Linked DNA regions of Homo sapiens: all the other regions are linked to region 4. Evidence: chromatin contacts called from ENCODE Hi-C or POLR2A ChIA-PET data. All regions are on one chromosome and are shown on one strand. The core of a region is the stretch at or near the end of the contact, and the rest is flanking DNA. Distances in the headings are between cores, read along the strand shown.

What was found. Hi-C counts contacts between places; a loop is a spot of excess contacts on that map. ChIA-PET counts read pairs that join two places held with the same protein, here RNA polymerase II (POLR2A). Pooled maps may share reads with other maps.
Region 1: a map of CD4-positive, alpha-beta T cell shows a loop between it and region 4 (13-fold over the local background). The contact joins the promoter of C6orf52 here to the promoter of SSR1 in region 4. A Hi-C loop is called at or near these places in 2 of 168 maps with a recorded cell type or tissue (CD4-positive, alpha-beta T cell and naive thymus-derived CD4-positive, alpha-beta T cell) and 13 of 50 pooled maps. POLR2A ChIA-PET finds 5 or more read pairs at or near these places in 2 of 52 experiments (CD4-positive, alpha-beta T cell and OCI-LY7).
Region 2: a loop to region 4 is called in a map of CD4-positive, alpha-beta T cell, with 5 times the contacts of the local background. The contact joins the promoter of ECI2 here to the promoter of SSR1 in region 4. A Hi-C loop is called at or near these places in 1 of 168 maps with a recorded cell type or tissue (CD4-positive, alpha-beta T cell), 1 of 37 single-sample maps with no recorded cell type and 9 of 50 pooled maps. POLR2A ChIA-PET finds 5 or more read pairs at or near these places in 1 of 52 experiments (HepG2).
Region 3: a loop to region 4 is called in a pooled map, with 17 times the contacts of the local background. The contact joins the promoter of PRP4K here to the promoter of SSR1 in region 4. A Hi-C loop is called at or near these places in 2 of 37 single-sample maps with no recorded cell type and 7 of 50 pooled maps. POLR2A ChIA-PET finds 5 or more read pairs at or near these places in 1 of 52 experiments (activated T-cell).

What each region holds. Positions count from the first base shown.
Region 1 is chr6:10,693,028-10,696,427 of GRCh38, forward strand. C6orf52 (chromosome 6 open reading frame 52) reads right to left here and starts at 1,589. Exons shown (of 5, transcript NM_001145020.3): 1 at 1,467-1,589. PAK1IP1 (PAK1 interacting protein 1) reads left to right here and starts at 1,945. Exons shown (of 10, transcript NM_017906.3): 1 at 1,945-2,042. The coding sequence starts at 1,959. RefSeq lists enhancers at 1,503-1,552, 1,561-2,163, 1,593-1,972.
Region 2 is chr6:4,134,242-4,137,716 of GRCh38, forward strand. It overlaps ECI2 (enoyl-CoA delta isomerase 2), which reads right to left and starts at 1,334. Exons shown (of 10, transcript NM_206836.3): 1 at 1,270-1,334. The coding sequence starts at 1,319. It overlaps ECI2-DT (ECI2 divergent transcript), which reads left to right and starts at 1,831. Exons shown (of 4, transcript NR_103764.1): 1 at 1,831-2,007; 2 at 3,120-3,161. RefSeq lists silencers at 1,380-1,519, 1,680-1,889.
Region 3 is chr6:4,019,666-4,022,947 of GRCh38, forward strand. PRP4K (pre-mRNA processing factor kinase PRP4K) reads left to right here and starts at 1,635. Exons shown (of 15, transcript NM_003913.5): 1 at 1,635-1,801. The coding sequence starts at 1,761. It overlaps LOC124901245 (a long non-coding RNA gene), which reads right to left and starts at 1,502. Exons shown (of 2, transcript XR_007059415.1): 1 at 1-1,502. RefSeq lists enhancers at 1,466-1,775, 2,818-2,877.
Region 4 is chr6:7,311,469-7,314,795 of GRCh38, forward strand. SSR1 (signal sequence receptor subunit 1) reads right to left here and starts at 1,731. Exons shown (of 8, transcript NM_003144.5): 1 at 1,574-1,731. The coding sequence starts at 1,652. RefSeq lists enhancers at 895-1,763, 1,764-2,630, 1,967-2,036, 2,047-2,106 and silencers at 1,187-1,236, 1,367-1,476.

The DNA.
Region 1 (3,400 bases), core at 339-2,838, 3.4 Mb after region 4:
TTTAAAGACTAACTTACTTCAAGCCTCCTTGCTTTGTGCTAATAACTCTGTTAAGCCCTATTGTATGTAACTGCGGGACATGCTCACAGGCCCAGGCACGTTCCAGCTCACAGCCTGTTTAGCAAATCGGGTATCAGTTTAAGATTATGAGGTCCAGCCCCAGCCAACGGATGCAGGACACAGCAGTAAGGACAACCCAAAGGCGTAAGGGACAAATATGTCTGCTTTTCCTTTGTTCAGGAGTGCTCTCACCATCGTTCCATCTGCAATTGAGCACCCTTTCTGCATAAAGTAAAAATTGCCTTGCTGAGAGATCTTTTGTCTCCATGCTGACTTTTCTTCGTGTCACCAATTATCTATTTCTAACAATAACAAGGTCTTTTCTGCACTGCAGTGACAACCAAAGCATCCCAAATGAAATCATTTCTGCAAGACCCAAACTAGCCTCTATTAACACGTACTAACAATTCAGAACACCAGAGAAGAAAAGTTATTGGAAACAAAAGGGTCTAAGCGCTGAAGCACTGTATCGCACTTGAAATGGAGGCTGAAGATTTGAGAAGGATGGACTATGCATCTTGTTTACCAAATGACCTACTACGGTGTTTATGAGAACTATACGAACCAAGATTTACTCTGTTGGGAGCTTGTAGGAAAGCTGTAATGTCTAAGACATACCTGAATCTCTAAACCTTATTAAATAAAACTTTTTTTTTCTTTGAAAGGGGGCCTGGCTCGTCCCCCAGACTGGAATGCAGTGGAGCGATCTCGGCTCACTGCAGCCTCGACCTCCTGGGCTCAAGCAATCCTCCCACCTCAGCCTTCCGAGTTGCTGAGGCCACAGGCGGGCGTCGCCATGCTGGGCTAATTTATAACATTTTTGTAGAGACGGCATCAAAATATGTTGCTCAGGCTCACTTTGTTTTCCCAACTCTCAAATGAAGGCTCTGGCCGGGCGCTGTGGCTCACGCCTGCAATCCCAGCAACTTTGGGAGGTCGAGGCAAGCGGATCACCTGCGGTCGGGAGTTCAAAACCAGCCTAGCCAACATGGAGAAACCCTGTCTCTACTAAAAAATACAAAATTAGCCAGGCGTGGTGGCGTATGCCTGTAATCCCAGCTACTCGGGAGGCTGAGGCAGGAGAATTGCTTGAACCCGGGAGGCAGAGGTTGCGGTGAGCCGAAATCGCGCCACCGGACTCCAGCCTGGGCAAAAAGAGCGAAACTCCGTCTCAAAAAAAAAAAAAAAAAAATGAAGGCTCACTGCTCCCTCCCCAGGAGGTGCCGCAACCTTGGCCAATACAGCCCCAGAGTTAGACAAGCAGACAGAGAAAGTGTGCAGGGCTGGGGTTCTGGCCCGGGCAGACGGGAACGCGGACACATCTAGCACTCCGAGTCCGTCAAGGCAGCGCGAGCGCTGCGCCGCTGGAACAAGTCACCGCGAACCCTAATCCCACCCCTCCTTACCCTATTAACGACAGAAAGCCTCGTTCCGCTGGTCCCTGAACAAAAACTCCTACCCTACTAGTACACAGCCCACAACAATGCACGCTGCCGGCGCTACAGCCCCTAAGCAACCGGCCGGAAGTCGGCCCCACCTCCTCCTGATGTCACGGAAATGAAGGGCTTCGCAGAGGATGTCCCGCCCGCTCCCTTCAGACGGGCGTAGCTGGCACCTTCCTGAGATATGCCTGCTTGCCCCCGATTTTTTTCTCCTTGCAGTGAGAACCTCCTCATGTGGCATCTTTACTTATTCTCTTCTTGGAAAATCCATGTGACCTCCCCGCGCTTAAAGTGTTTCCACGTTACAGGCGACTTAAAGGCAGCCCTGGAGCCTGACGTATAATTCGAGCGCCGATGCAGAAAGGAGTCAGGTGTTTTTTTTTTTTTTTTTTTGGTTTCCGGTTCTGTCACCTCCAGGCTGAGCCGGGCTGGCGGAAGAGGCACGTGCGCTGCTGAATGGAGCTGGTCGCTGGTTGCTACGAGCAGGTCCTCTTTGGGTTCGCTGTACACCCGGAGCCCGAGGCTTGCGGCGACCACGAGGTGAGATACCGCGTAGTTAGAGACAGTCGGAGGCGGGGCCGGGAAGGTCGGGTTTGGTTCCTACACAGCAGAGGTGAACATTGGAGCGCCTGCTGTTCACTGGATGATTTGATGAATCAAACCTAAGAGACTTAAGAGAAAAGCTAACCTTTTAAACCGTAGAATGGACATTTTATCAAAATGAGGCAATATCTGCCTTTTCTAGTAGACAAAAGGTCCACGGGACACAAAGGAAACCGGCATTTCTGCATACGGACAAATGAGTCGTAGATTGTGGATTTAAGGATCGATCCCATAAGTTGACAGTATTCAGAATTTAATGAAAGAAGATCTCGCTCTTTTGCTGAATTTCTGCCCTGGAATTTTACAAATTACTAGAACTAGATTAGGATAAATCCCTTATAGGTAAAGCGATACCAATTCATTATTTGTTGGGAACTTATGGCGAGCTGGGCGGTGGAGATGCAAAGATGCTGGAGGTATGGATCTTGCCTTAGAGACGTTGCCTACATAAGGGGTGGAGGACTGAGGAGACGCATAGATGGAGAGAAATTACAGCAGAATATGATATTACTAGATGTGTGAATAGATAAAAAGGTCAAATAAATTATCAGTAGTCAAATAGGTAGATAGGACTATACTCACGACTAGGAATCCGACCTCCTAACATCTAGCTCACTTTTATTCTTGAAGCAATTCTAAGCATTTTCTAGAAAATTGAGTACAGTACTTCTTTATGAAGTCAAGGCGTCGGTCTTTAATTATCCAGAAAATTTGGAAGTATATCACTTGGCCTATTGCTTTCGTTTATTTTGTTTCCTACTCCAGTTATTTGCTCTTTGTCTTTGGCTGAAAAGTGATGTGTTTTGAATAGTCAAAGATGATGCTATTTAATTTTTTTTTTTTGTAGTGAAATTACTTAACTGTGTTCCAGACACACAGTAGTCCTCACAGCAACCCTCTGAGGAGGATGCAGTTATTCTCGTTTTGCAGATGAAGTACCAAAATGTTGGTCCTAGATAGGTTAAGTGACTGCTGAAGGACACACAGATAATAATTGACACAGCTGACCCCAAAATGTCAGGAGCCCCCGAGGGTCTCTGACATTTGAAACTCTTAACCATTACCCTATACTTCTACTAAATCTAAGCAATAGCCTAGATAACCTACATTATGTGAATTTTAAAAGGTTATTATTTGATTTAAGGCCATAGCAGACCCGCAAAAATGCTTGATTCAAAGGAGGCCCCCTTGGTCTTAAATGATGGAAGGAGTATCTTCTGTAACTAAGGACCTGATTTGCAGTAACACATGTTCAAAGAAGTTTGATGGGTTTTTTTCTTTTTCGGTTTGTTTTG
Region 2 (3,475 bases), core at 84-2,583, 3.2 Mb before region 4:
AAGAACACACGAGCAGTTGCTGGCATTCCAGATAGAGCCACAGCCTTCTCAGCAGATGGGAGGGAATCTACCTGCAGTGGAAGGGAGTCAGTGAAGGGGGCTCAGCAGGCGTGCCCCTTTCTATGGGTATGTTTAACCAGCCAGCCAGGAACAGAGCAGAAACAGCAACCACCGCGGGGGTGATCAGCACGTTTTTAAGCACACATAGTGAGCGGGGGTGGGGTGGCAAACTTGAATGCACAGGACTCAGGCCACAAGCTAAAAATGGAGTTCACGACGATGACACTGAATAATAGAGTTAATGGCAAAAAAGATGATTAAAATAATACAGGTTACAAAGCCCAAACCTAACACACAAACACAATTATGTAACTCGAAAATGGTGCAATGAACTCTAGGTTCAAACTTTGGACTATTAGTAACTGATTCAGTAAGATCAGCCTAGAGTAAGTTTTACATTAAAATGATTTTCTGTAAAGGGAAAAACTGCATCTTATATGGCAAATTCCACGTAGAAAACGAAAGAAAAATTTAAAATATCCACAGAAAGCCGAAATGTACAAGTTTCCACAAAATGTGGAACAAATTTATTTTTAAATAAAGCGTGAGTTTTAAAAACAAATAGCAAAAACACGACCATTTAAGAAAATACATAAAGTCGGGAAAATCACTCATAATTCTACCACTTCAAGGCCACCACCGTGTTTCGGTTTTGTTCCCTATGCACAGATTCGTGCGGGTTCCCGGGACCCCAGGGAGGTGCAGCGTGCTTCTTAGCCGTTACTCTGTACCCGGCCATTTCACTTTATAGCATACGTGTTCTCCAAGAAGCAGAGTGTTAAGTCCACACGAGTGATAACGGCTTGCGTTTACCTCGCTTTTAGCAAGCGACGCTTTGCACCCCAGAAGCAGCCCGGCTGGGAAGTGCAGGCCCGGGTGCTCAGCTGGGGCGGCTCACCCGCCCGGAGTCCGGCCCCAGGAGGATGGGAGCGTGCGCGGAGGCAGGCGGAGACCTTGGGGACTGCTGACAGGGAACCATAGCCCTGACCTCCCGACGCGCCCATCCTGACCACTCCGGGCCCAGCGGTGCAGGAGGGCGCGCGTGAGGTCGTCACTTTTTAGCACTACCTCACCGGAAAACCAGCAAAGCAAAATCCTGTTGCCACCTAGACAATAGGGAAGGAGGGTCTTCCAACGGCGGCGACCTTCGCCTGGACAGCGGTATCCTGCGGGCGACCATGGGCCGAACGGCCGGGACTCCAAGCTTACCTCGGACACGAACGCCGCGCCAGTCTCCAAGCCAAGTACGCCATCGCCATCCCTTGGGCGGCTCTAGGGCTGCGGGGGCTCGGGGGTGGGGCCGGGTCTCGGGGGCGGGGCCTAGCTCGGTCTGCGGGGGCTCGGGGGTGGGGCCGGGTCTCGGGGGTGGAGCCGGGACTCGGGGGCGGGGCCTAGGCTCCCGGGCTGCGGGGGCTCGGGGGTGGGGCCGGGGCTTGGGTGCGGGGCGGGGCCGAGAGCAGAGCCCAGGCAGGAGCCTGGGGCATGGGCGGGGCCAGGGTTGGGGCGGGGCCAGGCTGAGAGCGTAGCCACGCCGCATTCGCCATCGCTAGCCCGTGGCCTCCTCTGGGGCTGCGGGGGCTCGGGGGTGGGGCCGGGGGGGTCGGTGCGTGGGCGGGGCGGGAGCTCTAGGCGGTTAGGAGTCGGGGCTCAGATGCGGGGGCGGGGCCGGAGCGAGGCCGGGTATCACCCGGGAGTGGAGGAAGTGCGGGGGGTTCGCGGCGCGGGGAGGGTGATCCCGGGAGGACTTGCGCGGCGCGTGGGGCGGGGCACAGATGCTCCCCGGCCTGGCTCCGAGTAACTGCGAGCTGGAGGCGCGGCTGCTCTCTCGGGCGGACCTCAGCTCTGCGAACCCTGTGGCTGCCGGAGCACTGAGCGCCCTGCCCGGAGTCCCGCGGAGCCTGGCGAGGAGGGGTCGCTGCATCCCGAGGGCCAGCCCTGAGCCGGGAGGTGGGGTAACAATTGAGGGCGTATGCTTAAAAGCTGCTAGGTCATGCATCCCCAAATCGAAGGTTTGCAGACCTGGTAGGACGCCTGGGGGTCAGAAGTGATTTTTGGAGTACCCAAGTTTTTAGTGTCAGTGAAGAGTTTGTGGATATTTTTGAGTTCTGCTGAGGCATTTGCAAAGTATTTTCTTTGGGGAAGAATTCTTAAGAGTTGGAAGGGCCTTGGCTGTGTCACCTTGTCCAGTTCCCAGAGAACCAAAAAACAAAACAGAACAAAACGAAACAAAACCACCCCTCTAAATTCTGTGCCCAAGTTGTCCCATCCAAGCATGCCTAGGAGTTTTAGATTTATGTAGCTGACACCTGTGGACTACCTATAGTGAGCCAGGCTAATTGTAAGTCTTTGGACAACCCTGTAAGGAAAATGATATTGCCCTGTTGAGCTGATGTGGAAATTGCCCTGTTGAGCATATTGCCCTGTTGAGCTGATGTGGAAACTGAGACCCAGAAAGATTAATCAGGTGAATTCCCCAAAGACAGGAGGCTTGCAGGTGGGCAGAGTCCAAGTCTCAAGTAACTTTATCATTAAGTTTCATCAGGTAGATCTGGGTAATAGTGTAGATGGGGCAACACCAAAAGTCAAATAGAACAATTTGGGCTTATCCCAAAGAGATTTTTTTTTTTTTGAGATGGAGTTTCCGTCTTGTTGCGTAGGCTGGAGTGCACTGGCACAATCTCGGCTCACTGCAACCTCCACCTCCTGGGTTCAAGTGATTCTCCTGTCTCGGGCTCCCGAGTAGCTGGGATTACAAGCATGCGCCACCAGGCCCGGCTAATTTTTTGTATTTAGTAGAGATGGGGTTTCACCTTGTTGGTCAGACTGGTCTCAAACTCCTGATTTCAGGTGATCCACCCGCTTCGGCCTCCCAGTGTTGGGATTACAGGTGTGAGCCACCACACCTGGCCTCTCCATATATTACAAAGTGGTAGTTGGTAGGCTGAGCTGCCTCTCTCAGAGACCTTGACTCTCTCCAAGGCTGTTAGATAACCTCAGAGGTAATGGAAATGCAGTAATCAGATATTGCAGATAATACAAGACTCATTCATTTCCAGAAGATGAAACAGCTGTCATGGAAATATTTTTTAAATCTCATACTGGTAAGCATATTTTGATAGTGAAACCTTTTGCAATGCAAGCAAACTACTCTCAGGCTTATACCTACCACAGAAAAGAGTGGGGTGTGGGAAATTAGCTTATCTTTTTCAAACTATAATTTTAAAAATATAGAAAGAGCATGTGTCAAAGATTTACTTAGCTCATTAATTAGGGAACCAACAGGGTGCTAAAGAAGAAGTTAAAAGACTAGTTTAATATAGTCAATGTTAAAAAAAGAATGCTGGAATAGATTGCAAAGTTAGAAACAAAACTGGTTAATATCCCATAGAGCAATAAAACCATAACCTCGGGAGGA
Region 3 (3,282 bases), core at 385-2,884, 3.3 Mb before region 4:
TCTTAGTGTCGGTTTGTTCATGTGTAAAACGTGTTAATAGTACCTGACCCAATCTCTTGCCTTCAAGTATATCACTCTATTTCCAAGATGAGATCTCTCACAGTTCTACTACGTACACCGTTAATTTTAACATTATTTAAAAATAGTTTACTAAGTTTATTTCATTTATTTATTTGAGACGGCGTTTTTGCTTTTGTTGCCCAGGCTGGAGTGCAATGGCGCGATCTCGGCCTCCCGGGTTCAAGCGATTCTCTTGCCTCAGCCTCCCGAGTAGCTGAGACTACAGGCGCCACCACGCCGGCTAATTTTTTGTATTTTTAGCAGAGACGGAGTTTCGCTATGTTGGCCAGGCTGGACTCGAACTCTTGAGTTCAGGCAATCCGCCCGCCTCGGCCTCCCAAAGTGCTAGAGGATTGCAGGCGTGAGCCACCGCGCCCGGCCCTAACATTTCAAAACGTTTGGAATTCAGGCAACAAGAGACATTTTGTAAGAACATTTAAAACCCTTCTCCCCTGGAAATCAAGAGATATGTATGGAGTCTGGAGATTCCGAACTCAATTTTCTAGGACAAAGGCAAACTCAGATGATTACAAGAATGAAAGTGATCGTCACGCTGCTTCCAGGTTCCAAAGTATGGATAATTTTTTTTTTTTTTTTGAGATGGAATCTTGCTCTGTCGCCCAGGCTGGAGTGCAGTGGCGTGATCTCAGTGCAAACTCCGCCTCTCGGGTTCAAGCGATTCTCCTGCCTCAGCCTCCGGAGTAGCTGGGATTATAGGCGAGCGCCACCACGCCCAGCTAATTTTTTGTATTTTTAATAGAGACGGGGTTTCACCATGTTGGCCAGGCTGGTCTCCAAATCCTGGCCTCAGGTGATCCGCCCGCCTCGGCCTCCCAAGGTGCTGGGATTACAGGGGTGAGCCACAGCGCCAGGCGAGAAATATTTTTTTAAAGAGGAATTAAAGAACCTAATTGGTTTTGAGAGTTCTCCAAGAGCCAGTAAATGTTTTCCCCACAATATTCCATTCTACCCCATTACTGTAGAGTCGTTATAGAAGAAAACAAAATCACATAACGCAACTTGGGCCAAAAAACATTACACGTTCCAATTACGGAAATAACGAACTGAATCGTGTCACCCTTGAACTATGTAAAAGTTGAAAAGATGTTCAGTGTTAAATGTAGTAACAGTTCCACATTAAAAGATATTTACGTTCGAGTTTACAGTATTTAAAAATGCCTTTCTACACACTTTCCCGGGAAGTTAATGCCACTTCAGTTGAGCTGTCTAGCGAGATGGTTAAGCATTTACTGTGTCTCTAACACCGACCAGGGGAAAAATCATCAATTCGTTTGCCCGAGTTTAAGAGAATTTTCACCTAACTTCTAATCTCCACAGCCAATCAGTTCTTGGAACCGCACACCCGATGCCGACATCCCTCTCTTGTTGGCTCCCCTCGTTAGCGGGATTCAATAACTAAACGTCCATTTCTAGCATTGACTGAAGAGCTCAAGCTTGACACTCGACCTCAATCCTTAGCAGCACCGCCCACCATGCTCCCGGAAGCTGCGACACTACGCCCTGCGCTAGTCCCGGGACGTGGGGTTTTATATCCGGATTCTTAGCGCGGACTCAGAACCCAGCTCTTCCCTACACGGTCGGCACATGCGCGGCAGCTCTTTTCCTTCTTCCTCCACTTCCCCTACCCTCCACCGTCCGGGAGCCGCCGCCACCGCCGCCGAGGAGTCAGGAAGTTCAAGATGGCCGCCGCGGAGACCCAGTCGCTACGGGAGCAGCCAGAGTAAGTAGTCTCTGTGAGTGGGCCAGAAGCTGGAGCCCGGGGACTGCCGAGTGGGAGCTGCACGGGGTGGCGGGAAAGTTCGGGCCTAACGGCGAGAGTCAAACTTTGCTTTTTCCGGCGCGATTCGTTGTGGGGTGGGAGGCATGGGGAGCAGGCGGCCTTCGAGCTTCCTTCTCCCAGAGGCCGTGGCTGCTGGGGTGAAGGCGGCCGCGGCCTGCCGCGCGTCGTTGCCCCGGGAGGCGTAGGCGCGAGCGGCCTCTACAGGTCCGGTGCGCGTGGCGGCTGCCGCGGCAGTGAGGTCGCGCTTTCCTATGCCTCTTTTGGGGACCCATCTGAGCTCCCTGGCCGCAGCTCTTAGCGGCATCTGTGTTGGGGACACGAGGGTCAGTGGCAGCAGGCGGGCCAAGCCCTAAGTCTTTTCTTCCTCATGCGGTACCCCCAGTCGTCCTTTTACTGGTGTCAGTTTAGGACCTGAAAGCAGAGAGCGGAGGTGCTGGGGTCACACTCTCTGGCCATCCCAGAGCTAGTCTGTGGCTAGCGGGATACTTGATCTCGTCACCTTGTACTCTTTAGTCCAGCAGTCACCCAGTATTGTTTTGTTTTGTTTTGAGTGCCTACCGGCAGCTTTTTTACCAACTTGCAAACTTGAGGCAAAGTAAGATAGAGTCTTTGGTTTTGAGGCCTGGCATTTTTTTTTTTTTTTTTTTTTTGCCTGAGTTTATAACCCTTCTTTAGGAGGACGAGTGGAAGGAGTAGTGGGAATTGCTAGCTACTGCCAAACCACTTTATGTCTATAATTAAGCTAACATTAAGAATCCATGCGGCCAAATGAAAAATGAAAAAAAAAAAAATACGAGTGTATGCTGCAAAGGTTAACCATTGGTTAACTTAAAGCAGTATTTTGCTGTTCATGTCTATGTTAGGAAAACTCAAACAAGAACCTTAACAGAGAGAATGGATTTTACGGCAATGTTCCTATAGCGACCGTTTTTTTTTTTTGTTTTGTTTTTTGTTTTTTTTTGCATCTGCACTGTCTGATCTGTTTCCAGCCATCTTAGAAAGAGGTATAGTCTCCCAGCAACTTGTGACTGAGCGATAGAAGAAATCTTTGCCACCAGACAACCTGACACTTAATTGCTGTGCATCCAGTTTTGGGCTCCTCAATCATCTGCATTACTCAGCTAGGCAGAGAAACGGAATTTTTAATTAAGGGCTTTTCAAAACTGCTGTATTATTTTTACAATTTGACTTAGCAGAGAACAAATGGATTCTGAAGTTTTAAATTAGCTTTAACCTCTTACTGTTTCTCACCAAGTTCATTGTGTGGCACAATTACAGTGTTTATGCCAGTACCGTGCAGATCTCATGCTATGTGGTTACATTTTCTACTAATCTGAAAAGTTCTGTAATATTATGTCCATTTATTTGATTTTAGGGATGTTTCAGATTCATTTCCAGGAGTGGGTCAGCCATAGTTTATT
Region 4 (3,327 bases), core at 481-2,980:
ATTTATTGCAAAATATTAAAGAACACTGAACCATGCATTATGAACTAAAGAGATTTCACTGCCTGCTGAACAAAGCCTAAAATAGTGCATTCATAACTTACAAGTCCTTTTCAAAAACCAGTAAGAAAAATACCATGTCTGATATAGTAATTTAAAGTCGTGGTTAAATTTGAGCACTTTGGAATATAAAGGCCTTTCATAAATATTAAACAATTTTATTATTTTAATGTTAACCAATAACAATTTTGTCCCCATGAAGTCTAACAGTCTTCATTCAACTGGAAAAACCAAACACAAAAACCGTTTCTCACAAAAAATGTTTACAAGATATTAATTCAGTTTAGATAATGAATTCATGCTTCTTGAAAGTTTTTATAACTTGAAAATAGTTATAAATAGTTCTAAAACTAAAACTACATTTGTCAAGTTTTCTTTTAAAAAGCTTAAAGAGTACCAGCAAACGACTCCTAAAGTAAAAAATCTTGTTAAACCTGCAGATTAACTCATTAACAGTTGTTTAATTCTCCCACTTGGTTTTCTAGCCATTAAACAGAAGCCAGTCACTTCACTTTTCATCGCAAAACAACTCGTGAATACCTGTCACTACCGTTAAGACACACAGCTTGCTTAAACTTACAGAATGAAAGGGATGCTTAGTCAGACTAATTATTTCACTTTACAAATTAGAAAGTCGAAGTTCACGACAAAACCTGTGCAGGAAGTCAAGTTGCCATATTTTTATATTCTGCTAAGTTATTTTCACACTTAATTGCTGGGTTAATTGTTGAAAGAATAAATCTATGTATTAAAAACACTCGAAGTAGGCCACATTTTTTCAGCACAATACGATGTTTCCACAAACAAAAAATTGTTCCATGGAAAGACAAGAAGAGGAAGAAGGCAGAAGGGAGACATCCCACAGGGATTCTTCAGTCTGCTTGGCAGCAGGGGCGGATAACGGGGGTGACGATGGGGTAGTTTTTCTGAAATCAAGCCTCCTAGTAACACATACGGGTCAAGCAGGGCGTGAACAAGGCAGATGACCATTGAACAAGACACTCTGATGGCTTAGATGTGTAGAAAACAAGGGTTTTGGCAAATGAATGAAGACGGACTCCCGGCGTGGAAGCTAAAGACACGTCAGCCCTGAGCGCGAGGGGCTGGGGGTGGAGCGGAGCCGGAGGTGGCCAAAAGAAACAGCCCGGCTGCGGCGCGCTCGGAGCGCAGCCGTGTCCAGCGCCTCCTCCTGCAGCCGAGGACCCTCCAGTTCTGGCCGCTCCTGCAGGCGAGGGTCCAGGGCAAGAGGAGCAAGCCCAGCCCTCGGCCGGCCACGAAGCAAGGTCGCCCGGGCACGGCCCCGCGCTCCGCGTGCAAGGGGCAGGCCGCAGCGGGGTCTCCAGCGCCCGCGGGGACCCCTGCTGCTACGAGCCTAGGCTTGGGGAGAGGGCGGAGAGAGGCCAGCGGGGTGGACGCGGACCCCAGGACCCGGAGCGGCCACCGCCTCCAACTTCAAACTTGCCATCACTGGCATCTCCTTCCTGGCCATCCCCTCCGCACACTCCCCCAGCCTCACCTCTGGGGCCGCCTCGGAACAAGACAGTGGCAGGGAACACGAGTAAGAGAAGCAGCAGCAAGCGGGGGAGGAGTCTCATGGCGCTGCCGGTCCAGTGTCCAGTTTCCGTCGGCTAAGGCTCTCGGCGGCTCCGGCGGTAATGGCGTTACTCTTCATCCGGGCTCCGGGCAGCGAGGGGCGGGACACGTACCGCGCACGGGCCTTTGCCACGCCCCTCCCTGGACCAGGGACCGCCGCCGACGTGGCTGCTCAGCGCGGAGAGGTGGGGAGAGCAGGCCACCGGGAAGTCACGTGGCCGGCTGCTGCCTCTTTGTGGCTCCCGCGAGAGTCCGCCTTCCGCCGCAGTTGCGACCCGGCAGCTTGCGGTTAGCCGTTCTTTCCGCCCAGTTCTTTACTTCCAATTAATTAGCATTGTCAGTGGTTACTTTATTTGAATGACGATCCTCTTGATAACGGCGATGTAAGGAACATGAGCTGCCTTTATGTGGCACTTAAAAGCAAAAAATTTTGTTGGAAGAGAGGACATTGTTCAAAGGAAAAACCATGAAAATACACAGTGGAAAATCTTTGTCCCCTGTCTGCCCACACCCTCTCCCATGGTTAAGTAATGACAATTCTTAAATTATTATTTTTGAGACGAAGTCTTGCTCTGTCGCCCAGGCCAGAGTTCAGTGGCACCATCTCTGTTCACCGCAACCTCCGCCTCCCGGGTTCAAGCGATTCTCCCGCCTCAGCCTCCTAAGCAGCTGGGACTACAGGCGCGCACCACTACGCCCGGCTAATTTTTGTATTTTTACTGGAGACGGGGGTTTCACCATGTTGGCCAGACTAATCTCAAACTCCTGACCTCAGGTGATCCACCCGCCTGGGTCTCTCAAAGTGCTGGGATTACAGGTGTGAGCCACTGCGCCTGGCCAGCAATTCTTAAATTCGTATGTGACATTCCAGAATTATAAGTCACCTAAACAGTGTTTTGGTATGTAGTCAGCATTTGTAACTATACAATAGGTGCAGCAATGGCTGTCCAGTTTTCTTTAGTTTCCTTTTCATCTATTTTGGATTTGAGTTGCTGGAGTAATATAGCAGTTCATGAAATTAATCTGAATATTAAGTAATCTTGGTCTGGACCAGAGTGAGATGTCATAAAGATGAGGAAATAAATCATATGCTTACTATTGTCAATCACCTCCTTAGAGCTGTGCTTTTTCATTTAATTTTCTAAACCTCTCTATGAGCTGGATATTATTTACTGAGGAGAAAACAGACCCAGAGAGGTTAGTAATTTACTCAAAGCTTCAAAACGCTAGCAAACGGCAGATGCAAGATTTGAACAAGGCTATCTGGTTCCAGATTCCATACACTACTGACCTAGGACATTTGCTGTTCTACTCCTGCATTGTTTCCGCTTCAGGTCTCCTTGTCCTGGGGGCTGTAAATGCAGCTTGGACCCACTGCCACCACTACCTACAGTCTGCTAAAGTCACAGCCTGATGGTGCTGGGCTGAATCAACCAAATTCCACTCTGCCAGGCCACCAGTGGCACCGCTGCTGTGTTGCTGCTGCTACTAGGGCGCCCAGCATAAGTGGAGGGCCTCCTCTCACTTTGCTGCTGCCTCTGCTCCTGTGCACGCTACCAGTGTTGCCACTCTATGTCAGAGCTGTGTCTGGAATAGGGTTCTTGGTCTCACTGACTTTAAGACTGAAACCGCAGACCCTCGTGCTGAGTGTTACAGTTCTTAAAGTCCAGAGTTTGT